Regions from separate parts of the Mus musculus genome. Here region 1 is linked to region 2. A link is a contact called in ENCODE Hi-C or POLR2A ChIA-PET data. All regions are on one chromosome and are shown on one strand. Each heading gives the region's core, a stretch centred on a gene start or an enhancer-like site at or near the end of the contact. The rest is flanking DNA. Distances are from core to core; before and after follow the strand shown. Region 1 overlaps Ergic1 (endoplasmic reticulum-golgi intermediate compartment (ERGIC) 1). Region 2 holds the start of Ergic1 (endoplasmic reticulum-golgi intermediate compartment (ERGIC) 1).

Region 1 (4,840 bases), core at 783-3,282, 55 kb before region 2:
GTGGGGGGCACCAGCCAGAGCATGGGGAGGAGGTAGGTGAGAACTGGCCTTGTAGGGAGAGAGGATGGGAGGTACTGGTAGGGGGGATGTAGGTGGAATGTAGCCGAAGGCCTTGAGATTCTAGGCTGAGGCGTGAGCCTGATGACATCTATGGAAAACAATTTTATTTGTTTTTTGAAGAGCACTTAAATAGTTCAGATTCCTGCCCAAGGTTGCTGGCCTCCATGCTTAACAATCTGGTCAAATGGAAACTTCCATTCAGCATGGAGGCCGCAGTGACTGGTGGGTGGGAGTGGGAGGGGAGGTGTATGAGGCGGCGGGTGGGTTGACCAGTAAGCCTCAGGAACCTTGGCTTTTAAACCCTGACTTCTAAAACACAGGGAAAACACAGCTGCTGCCTACTGGGTGGATGCCCTCCACAACCAGCTGCCCAGCCACCCCTCTTCCTCCTGGCAATCATCGGACTCCTTACCAGGGTCTGTGGCTCACACTCACCCCTCCCCAGACCCACCTTTCAGGGATGATCTGTCGCTCTGTGCCCAGGAGCCTTTAAACCTCCCATCGCTAAGGGTGAGGATGTTCTTGGTGACAGTCTAATCCCAACCAGCTACAACTGAGACTCAGTTCAGGGGTGCTGGGCGGGATGGCGCCCCCCACTCTTCTCTTGGATAAACTCCTAGTTTCCCCAATTTTGGCTCAGTACAGGGATGTTTTAGGAACCAACTCAAGGTAACCTCCAAGCTCCTGCTTCCTGAAGTGGCCTCTTCTAGTTTGCCACCTAATTCTACAGGGGAATCTTGAGTCTCCCAGTCCATAGGTTTGAAGTTTAATTTTAATGTACTATCACTAATGAGCGTATGTGTGACGTGTGTGAGTACGCACATGGAGGTCAGGGGACAAGTTTGTGGAGTGGAGTAGGTCCCAGGGACCCAACTCAGGCCATCAAGCTTGTATAAGAACAAGCTCTGCCTGCTGAAGCTTCTGTCCCTAACCATCAATAACTTTTACCCAAAAGCTGTGGCTTTCATGACTTGAGGCTTTAAAACATGCCCCGCAGAGACACGGGAGGGATGACGGGGTAGGGTGCCCACGCTGTAGGTGTGCACAGGTCCTGGGCTTAGACTCTGCTCTCCCTTGCCCCTTTTATGAACCTTACAGGTTTTTAGCTTCTTGGTGCCCCAGTTTCCTCCACAAACTTCAAGGGGTTTTATAAAATGTTGAGGCAATCATTGGAAGATGCTAACCTGGGCATATGAGACTAGCATTACAATACCTAGAAAGCACCAAAAGAGATATTATGTTAAAACTGAATCCCATGGGACACCTTCTTTCCCCATTGTCACCAGCCTGGCCAAAGCTTGGGTTGGAAGTCAAGCACACAAACAAACCCACCTCCCTCTAACTCTATGGGGCCAGAAGGAGCACCTCACGTCACTGGCAGCCACAGGCCAGGGCTGCGCCATGACCTCGTTTCCTTGAGTTATGAACATCTTCATGGCAAGAGGGGATCCCCTGGCCCTCTGTGGGAGCAAAGTCATCAGACAGGACCAGTGGCCTCCCGAAAGAGAATGAACCCCTCTTCAGTTTCCCCCTAACCTATATGCTTCCCAGGCAGGGCTGCCTCCATAGAGAAAACCTATATGCTTCCCAGGCAGGGCTGCCTCCATAGAGAAAACCTATATGCTTTCCAGGCAGGGCTGCCTCCATAGAGAAAGGGGCCCAATGGGGGCAAAGCAAACATTTCCAGGCTGTAGTGTTAAGTCTTGGGCCTGCCTGGACCCCTGACAAGTCAGTACCATGGTAAGGAAGCACAAGAAGGGAGGGACATTAGGCTCCCACCAACAGCAACAAGTAGCCAGCGGGCCAGGCTTGAGACTCTTCAGCCCTCTTCCTTCCTCCTGGGACCACAGCATCCAGGAGGTAGGAAGAGGAAGTCCCTGCACAGGGAGGGGTATGATGGGGAACACACTGTACTCTGACAGCCCTGCCCTAGGTAAACAGTGGGCAAAGTCTACTGTCTGGGCTTGCTTGAGTGGCCCAGTCTGCTACACAGCCTTTGCAGGCCCAAGCTCTGACAACAAAGGTCACTTGGGATGTGGCCATGCCTCAGTGCTGAAGGCATGCCTTCACTGGGCTGAGCTGACTAAGGCTTCCTCAAGTGTTACGGGGGAAACACAGAGGCACCAAGAGACACAGTCTGTCAGGTGACAATGTCCACAGGCTTTGGGTTAAGTACTCTTTACCCAGACCATCCCGTTTAATCTTGAGAAAGCACCAGGCCCGTCCTGTGTCCTCCCTCTCCCAGCCTCACTATCTCGATCCACCTCATAATACTGTCCCACTACTCCCCTGTGGTATTGCAATGACATATTAGATGTTCAAGTAAGATGAAGACAGTTTGAAGTAGATAGAGGAAGACTGTGAGTGGTGACATCCAACTGTGTGTGATTCCAGTCCTCAGGAGGACAGCCTGGGCTACGTAGTAAGACCTGGTAAGACTCTGTCACAGAAAGCAAAACTACAAAACCAAAAGGCTGGAGAGAAGAGATGGTTCAGCGGTTAAGAGCACTGGCTGCTCGAGCAGAGAACCCAGGTTCACTTCCCAGTATCCCTTGGAGCCTCCCAACCCTCTGTAACTCCAGTGCTGAGGGATTCGATACCCTCTTTTCTAGACGCTGAAGGCACCATGTATGCACATAGTGTATGCACATACCGTGTATGCACATAGTGTATGCACATACCGTGTATGCACATAGTGTATGCACATACCGTGTATGCACATAGTGTATGCACATACCGTGTATGCACATAGTGCACAGAAATACATGCGGATAAGCATTCATATGCATGAAATAAAAACAAATCTCTTACAGAAAAAAATAAAATGTACATAAGAGGATTATATGTAGCTTTATGTAGATGATATGTATATTTATGCAAATCTCCTATTGTACTGAAATATTGGGACCTCTGAAGTGAGGGTCCCAGAAACGAATTCCCAAAGGTAACTATAGTTAGTTAGAATAACTGCAGTATATTTTGCTTGTGTCCACAGCCAGCAGACACAGAGGCACTGTAGTGAGAGAGCAGCTTTAGGAGCACACAGCCAAAGCCCAAAGCCATAGGACACAGAGAGGATGCTCCCCATGGTCACAGTCACTTGTTGGGGACTGTGGGGGGACTTCTGATGATCCCTACATGGTCTGTTATCATGGAAAGCACCAGAGCTGGAAGTGGAGTTGAAGTCTGATCTACTCTCACTTCTTTGACTCAGAGAGGTTCAGGAACTTGTCAGGGTAACACAGCCAAGTAGTATCCTGATTCTGGGTCTTCTAATGTCTTATTGTTCTCTCCACAGGCCCATGAAACTCCCTGGGTTAAAAGTGTCAGAGCCGGGTGTGGTGGTGCACGCCTTTAATCCCAGCACTTGGGAGGCAGAGGCATTCGGATTTCTGAGTTCGAGGCTAGCCTGGTTTACAAAGTGAGTTCCAGGACAGCCAGGGCTACACAGAGAAACCCTGTCTCAAAAAACCAAAAACCAAAAAAAAAAAAAAAAAAAAAAAAAAAAACCAAACCAGTGTCAGAGTGACAGCAGGGCAGATGCTCCCACATCAGTGACAGGTGGGCAGCTACATCCAGATGTGAGCTAAGACCAGGTGAACCCAGCTTCTCAGAACTCAGGAGCCACCTCACTTGATCACTGTGGGCAAGTACTGCTACTTCATATAACTTCAGTTTCCCCATAAAAAAGGGGCTGTTTGGTGACAAAGGTAATAAGATCCAGCTGCAGCCATGACGCCGGTTTTTAGCTTCCTATTGTCTCATGGCTGAGAAGGAAGCAAAGGAAACCAAGACATTCCAAGAGTAGAAAGAGAAAATTCCAAGGCTGGGCAGAAGAGAAGGGGGTGCCAGGGCCCAGCCCCATGACAGTTCCACAAACTGTAAACACAGCTACAAAGAGGCTTTGAAGCATGAGGTCAGGACCCGACGCAGGAGGGTTACCAGGCTGGGGATGACAACTAATTCTGGAATCAGGGATGGATGACTGTGGTATTAGATGCCAGGAAACCCATGCTGACTCCTGAACGTGGGCCTGAGAAACGAGAGGGGCTTCCAGGAGGACCACCTTGCCCTCTGTGAGGAAGCTACCTGGGTTGTCTGAGCACCTTCCAGCTACAACATCAAAGGACTCATGGAAACCCACTGGCCAAACTCGGGGCCAGTGGTGATGAGTGGGTGATTCTACTCTGCCTGTGAACCTGGGCATCCCAGGCCCGAAGGAATGTGAATGGTATTCACAGAGTGAGGCTCAGTTTGGCTTTGAGCTCAAAGCCCTTTTATGATGTCACATGCTTGGAAATAGAAGCAAGCCGGTTGCAAGGCTTCCATCCCTTCCCAAATCGCCCCCTCTTCTCATCTGGACCCCAGCAAGACAGCTGCCCCAGAGAAAATAACTTACACTTCTGTTGTGATGAATCCAGTGAGCTCCGACAGGAAGAGGAAGAGGATGAAGAGGCAGCAGCAGATGGAGACTGTGGGAAACACAGACAGTGTTAGGGGTGCAGGATGCTCCACACGGGAGGCCAGTCCCCACTGCCCTCCTGCTACCCTGGAGGAAAGCTGCTTAGAGGCACCAGCATACATACAGGGTGAGGGTGCCTCTGCAGAGATCATCAAGGCGCCCTCTTATTCACTGCCTCACTGGGATCCCTTCTTACTTTATGGCCTCAGTGTGATTTCCCCAGAAAGTGGCCACTGGCCCGGCCCCGTGGTCAGACTGGCCTCCTCACACAGGCAATGGGCCCTGCTCAACTCCTCAAGATCTCTTTGATGCAGAGGT
Region 2 (5,571 bases), core at 2,889-5,388:
AGCACCTGGACAAGCTCAATAAACTCAACCTGGGTTTTACAGGTCATTCCGCCTCCAGTCTGAATTTTCAGTAATATTTTTATAAACATGCCGTGAAGTACGTGGACTAACCCATCGGTCTCTGGCTCTTCCTGGAATGCCAAGGTAGAAATGGGGGCATTTGTATTGGTCCCTCAATTGACAGTGAACTGTCAGAGCCTCAGTGGTTGGTCAGCTTAGCCTACCACAGAGAGTAAGGGACTTCAGCTTTCAGCAAGGCCCACTGGGGAAGGCATGTCAGACACTGAGGAAACCAGACTGGATTCTCAGATCAACATCACTCATTTGAAGACTGAAAGTAGGGTGCAGAAAAACCTCAAGCCAACTTCAAGAGGGTCATGCTGGGACCCAGGTGGGGTAGCTCAGTGGTAAAATACATGCCCATCATGTGCAAGGTCATGGGTTCCATTCCCAGCACTGCAAACAAGAAAGAGGGAAACACAAGAGACAGAGACAGACAGACAGAGAGAGAGAGAGAGAGAGAGAGACTTTTGCAAGGTCCACTCAAGTCCCCTGAGGGGAGAAGACCTTTGGAAAGCTACAGTAAGCAGTGGAGGAGACCAAACCAAGTCATGATGGGGCCAGCACCACAATCAAATGACCTGCGCTGTCACTCGGGGTCACCCATACTGAAACTCTATCCTTTCTCAACAGAACTGAACTTGCATTGTGCACTGGGTCCCCCAGATCAGCATCTGAACCTGGGCTCTGCGCTGCAAGGACAGCTTTCTTGCCCGACAGGCAGCACACATCCCCCTCCCTCCTTGAAGTGAGCACACAGCTAGCCAGGGGAGGAGCACACCACTCTTAGATCATGGGGTCTCAACACGGGGACTGCCACTGTGGCAGAGCTAGCCATTGCCTCTCTCCTGAAAGTGGGGCTCAGGCTCTGGGGACGGAGGCTGTCAAAGCCTCTGGAGTAACAGGCAGCAAGTGCCACCAGTCAGCCGGAACTGGGAACAACACCCCCGGACCTAGGTAACAAAAGCCAGTTCTGTGAGTTCAATGATCAGTATCAGTAAAACCGCTCAACGGGAACAAAGCAAACACGGTAATCATTTAAGGCTCAACCTCCGCCCTTAACCCCTAAAACTCAGAAAGGGCCAATTCAAGGATGAGGAGAGAGGGCCTTGGGATGCAGCTCTGTGGGAATTTGCTTAGCATGCACGAGTCCTGGGTTCTCCTCCAAGCACCAAAAACAGGAAAGAGGGATGCAGAATTCTCCACCAGCAGCTGGCACATGCAATCACACTGGACAAACTGGAGAGGTGTGTTTTGCCCAAGGGGGGACCTCTAGTCAAGTACCATTCCACCTGCAGACGCAACCACATACAAACTGGATATAAATCCTGGCCCTTAGGAGGTCAGATACTGATGAAAGGGAAGAGAAGATGGCAGAATTCGCTAATTACAGAGCAGGTGCCTCGGTCAAAGGGTACAATAATGGCGGCAGGCAGAGGACAGTGCTTGCTGGTCCCACATGCCACCTGGTCTCATGTGAGGATGTCGATCATACCCATTTCCTAGGCAGGAAAACACACCCAAGTTAGGAAGCTGGGTTCCCCTTGGTCTTGAACTGGTGGGAAATGGGGATGTTCTAATCACTGTACGCCCCCTGTGCTCCCCACTATTAAAAGGTTTGACAAAGTGGTGGCTTTTCAAGATTCCCCTTGTGCCCCAGAGCTAAGGCTTCAATGCCAATAGGCCAAACTCCGACTCCAGCTTTATCTATATCCATGCAAAGTGCTTTTGCCAGAGGGGTCACCCTCACCAGGGTTTAAAAGGAAGACTCATTCACTCTCTTCAGTGACAAAGGGATGGATGTCAAGTTTGCTTATATAGTGGCTACTCCTAGAACCCAGTCATGTGACACGTTCCCCCTCCCCCCCACACATGCAACACTCCTCTGGCAATTCCACAGGGTTGTGCCATATGCCACCCATCCCCTAATGATAGTCCAAGTGGCAGGTGGCTAAACACTGGGTACAACCCTCAGCAAGCCGATGAGTGGCCCTGTATGTGGTAAAGGTCTGTAGAACGGCGGAGCCTTCCTTCACAGTGAGTCCTAGAGCTCTGCTATGTCAACGTCTGAAAGAGAAGAAAGACATGGGCTGGACCCACAGCTCACCCTGCGTGAGGAGATCGAACGGTGGGGAATCCATTCTTACTGGTCTCCAGTGAGCCCCAGCAAGCAAGGACTTTCTCAACTGGCATTAGTGGGAACCCTGTGGCACCCGGGCACTCAGGGCCTGAGACACATCCAGAAAGCCCCAAGGCAGTAGCAGCCGAAAGTTGAGCGGTGTGCTCCTTAAATATCAATGCCTTAAACTAGTCAGTAATAAGCAGGCCCTGACAAGGCTAAAGCTGGCCCCAGCTGTTTTCCTTTTTTTTTTTTTTTCATCTCACCTGCCCCCAGCCCCCAAACTTCCAACTGGAGCCCAGATCTGCCCAGCCCTTCCAGCATGCAGGCGGGGCATGCAGGCGGGGCAGAGAACTGACAAGATGAAGTAACCAGAACAGTTACTTCTTTAACAAACTCAAAATCCCTAGGACTTGCAGAACCGTGTGGGGACAGGAGGGTTGGGACCCTTTCCGGTCAGCCCTGGGAGGTTTGAGGGGGGGGCCTGGATGTGCCCACTGCCCTTCTTTCTGCATGGGCACACTGTGGTAATGGGTGTCCCTAAAACTGGCTCAAAGCCCTCTCGGTTCAAAGCTACCATGGTCTGTATGCTTTTGTCTAAGCCCAGGTATGGACCCCGGGGCTACCTCAAGCAAGCAGGAAGCTGGTTTGCCAGATAGTACCAGTGCCCAGAGTGAGCTAAAAACCACTTTGGCTGGTTAAGAGGTCTGAAACCAATGTCCTCTCTGGGCCCTGACCCCAGGTTGCCCATATGCCACCACATGATCCGAATCTTGGGCCGTTTTTAGATTGGTTGTCACTCTGTTCTGCCTCTATACACATCAGTAAGAGGGGGAGGATGAGGGGAAACTGTGACCAATGGAGGAATACCCGTTCTCTGGCTGTGGGGAGCGCTCACAGATCTCCTCAGTCACAGATGCCCTACTTCTGAGTTCCATGTGATGGAGACTGGGTCAGGGGTGCCTTACAATCCCTGTCTTTCAGGTGGTGACCTTATTTTTAGTACCAATTTGCAAGAGGTGAAACCAATATTTTGAGCATGCCCAGACACCTGCTGGGGTTAGCCAGCTGAGCGGTGAGGGGCTGCACCCTAAGCCTTTGCTTCTAACATTGAGAATCTACTAAGCAGCTGGGTAGAGAGGTACAGCCAGGCTTCTAATCCTTTTGCTCCAAAGTATCCCAACAGCCCAGAGCATCTCAGAGCGTCTTATGTCAAGGGAATGTCTGGTGGGGAGGCCCTTCCCATGCAGGCTTCCAGAAGGCCTGGCCCTATACAATGGTGTTCCAGGAGGCAAAGAACCTTCTGCAGAACCTCGAGATCCCAGCATCCTCCTCTTCCCGCACTGTCCCCATGGCTTGCGGGAACAGGCCTCCACATCTGGTAGGTAGAGGATTCTCAGGCTCTGAAGAACTAAGCTTCTCCAACTGCTGCCAGATTGAATGGGGCTGCAGCCCTCAGATCCCACCGGGCAAAGCCAGGCGCGCGGCCCCACCTGTCAGCCAGGACAGGGTCCACTAGGGAAGACTGGGGAGAAAGCCTGAGGATGCCTGAGCTCCTTTTATTTGGGATTTGGGAGGAGATTTGGTTCCCAGGTTGGGGGAGGGGAATGAAAGATGTCAGGGGCAAGCTGGGGACACCGCGCCGTGGAAAACAGAGTGCGAGGGCTTGCCAGGGCTGCACGAGGGGTGGGGGTAGGGCTCGAACCCCGAGGAAGGCCGCGGTCCCCTAGGGCCTGCCGAGGCGTGCACAGTGCACCAGGGTCGCATTTGCACGTAACGGGGGGTGGGGGGTGGTCGTCGCCGGCTGCAGAGGGCCTCGGGCCCGGGGCCTCACTCACCTCCTGAAGTCAAAGGGCATCGTGCCGCCGAGCCGGTGGGAGCGTTGCAGGCCAGGCGGGCCGCAGCGCCGCGTGGGTCCGAGCCCGCTGCCAACGCCTCCTCGGCCGCCCCGCCCCCGCCAGCCTGCCCGACACTCGCCACTCGCCTCCCGCCGCCGGGAAGTGACGCTCCACGCAGCCCATTGGGCGCCGCCACATCCACCGGCCGCCCCTTCCGCCGCCCCATTAAAGGGGCCCGAGGGCCCGCTGAATGGGAAGGCCCGAGAGTGGGATGCTACCCAAGCCCAGGTCTCCAAGACTCCCGCTTTGGTTCTTTTTGGCCTCTGATCTTTTTTCCTAGCGTAAGTGGGGCCTCAGGACAAATCGCTCTGCCTCAGGCAGTGGGTTTTGTGCTTGTAAAACAAAGCCATTGCGTTGTGAAGATCAGAGAAAAATGCTACAAATTGCGGGTCCATGCTTGGTGCTAGTTCTGGGTGAAGGTTAAAACTGGGGGATGGGCAACGCAGTCCTAGATTGAGAAAGTCCACCCACCTCCCACCCATCCCTTGCTTCTTAGGAAAAGCCATCTGGCTCCCGAGATCCACCACCACCCCTTTCTCTATCTGTATAACTGTTAATCCCACTTTTCAACTTTTCATAGGTATCAAAGGAGGTAGTTGGGGCCCTGCTTTAGTGAACAGCCTGGCATCTAGTGACAGCTTCTCCACCTGTTAGAGTTGGGCTTAGCTAGCCACTTCTATCATCTTTCTTCGGGATTGATGCCAACCAGTACTCGTTGAGCATCTACCAACCTGAAGTCAGGAACTTGCAGGGTTATCCAGAGGCTCTGAGTTTGCACGGTTAGAAATGGTAACATACCGCTGATTGCCCCTAGGAGCCTCCATTCTCAGAAACACAGAAGTACAGAGGAAAACCTCCCTCAACTTGCTGGGCTAGAGGAGGAGGCAGCTGAACTCTAAACTTTTTGTGATTGGCTGGTCTTAGTTGTCAATCTGACATACCTGGAAGAGATTGAAGAAATGGCTCCACTACATTAGCCTAAGGGCTTGTATGTGTGTAAAGTTTTCTTAGTTCCTAAGTAATGATGTAGGAAGGCCCAGCCCTCTATGGGTAGCAACATTCCTAGGATGGGATCCTGGGATCAGAAAGCTACTGCATATGAGCAGTGGAGCCCATTAGCAGCCTTCCATCCTCCACAGGTCTCTGCTTCAGTTTCTGCTTCATGGTTCTTTTTTTTTTTTTTTTTTTTTTTTTTTTTTTTTTTTTTTTTTTTTTGTTTGGTTTTTTTGAGACAGGGTTTCTCTGTATAGCTCTGGTTGTCCTGGAACTCACTTTGTAGACCAGGCTGGCCTCGAACTCAGAAATCCACCTCCCTCTGCTGGGATTAAAGGCGTGCGCCACCACGCCCGGCCCTGCTTCATGGTTCTTACCTTGAGTACCTACTTACCCAGACTTCACTCCCTGAAGGGCGTGTGGATGTATGAGCCAGATAAACCCTTTGCTCCCAGAGCTGCTTTGGTGGGAGTTTATCACAGCAGAGAAAAAGCAAACTAG

What was found. A loop is a pair of places that touch in the nucleus more often than their neighbours do. ChIA-PET counts read pairs that join two places held with the same protein, here RNA polymerase II (POLR2A).
Region 1: POLR2A ChIA-PET joins it to region 2 with 13 read pairs in Patski. The contact joins the enhancer-like site here to the promoter of Ergic1 in region 2. A Hi-C loop is called at or near these places in 1 of 37 maps with a recorded cell type or tissue (T-helper 2 cell). POLR2A ChIA-PET finds 5 or more read pairs at or near these places in 1 of 5 experiments (Patski).

The regions. Positions count from the first base shown.
Region 1 is chr17:26,614,048-26,618,887 of GRCm38, reverse strand. It overlaps Ergic1 (endoplasmic reticulum-golgi intermediate compartment (ERGIC) 1), which reads right to left. Exons shown (of 10, transcript NM_026170.3): 3 at 4,460-4,532. Among named protein-coding and RNA genes, the nearest start is that of Gm41553, 25 kb to the left of the region's middle. Within about 2 kb of position 2,032, at least 1 of the 3 ENCODE cell types and tissues checked has a DNase peak (open chromatin) inside an H3K27ac peak, as active enhancers do.
Region 2 is chr17:26,560,079-26,565,649 of GRCm38, reverse strand. Ergic1 (endoplasmic reticulum-golgi intermediate compartment (ERGIC) 1) reads right to left here and starts at 4,138. Exons shown (of 10, transcript NM_026170.3): 1 at 4,018-4,138. The coding sequence starts at 4,037. 1700049J03Rik (a long non-coding RNA gene) reads left to right here. Exons shown (of 4, transcript XR_001782188.2): 1 at 1-3,560.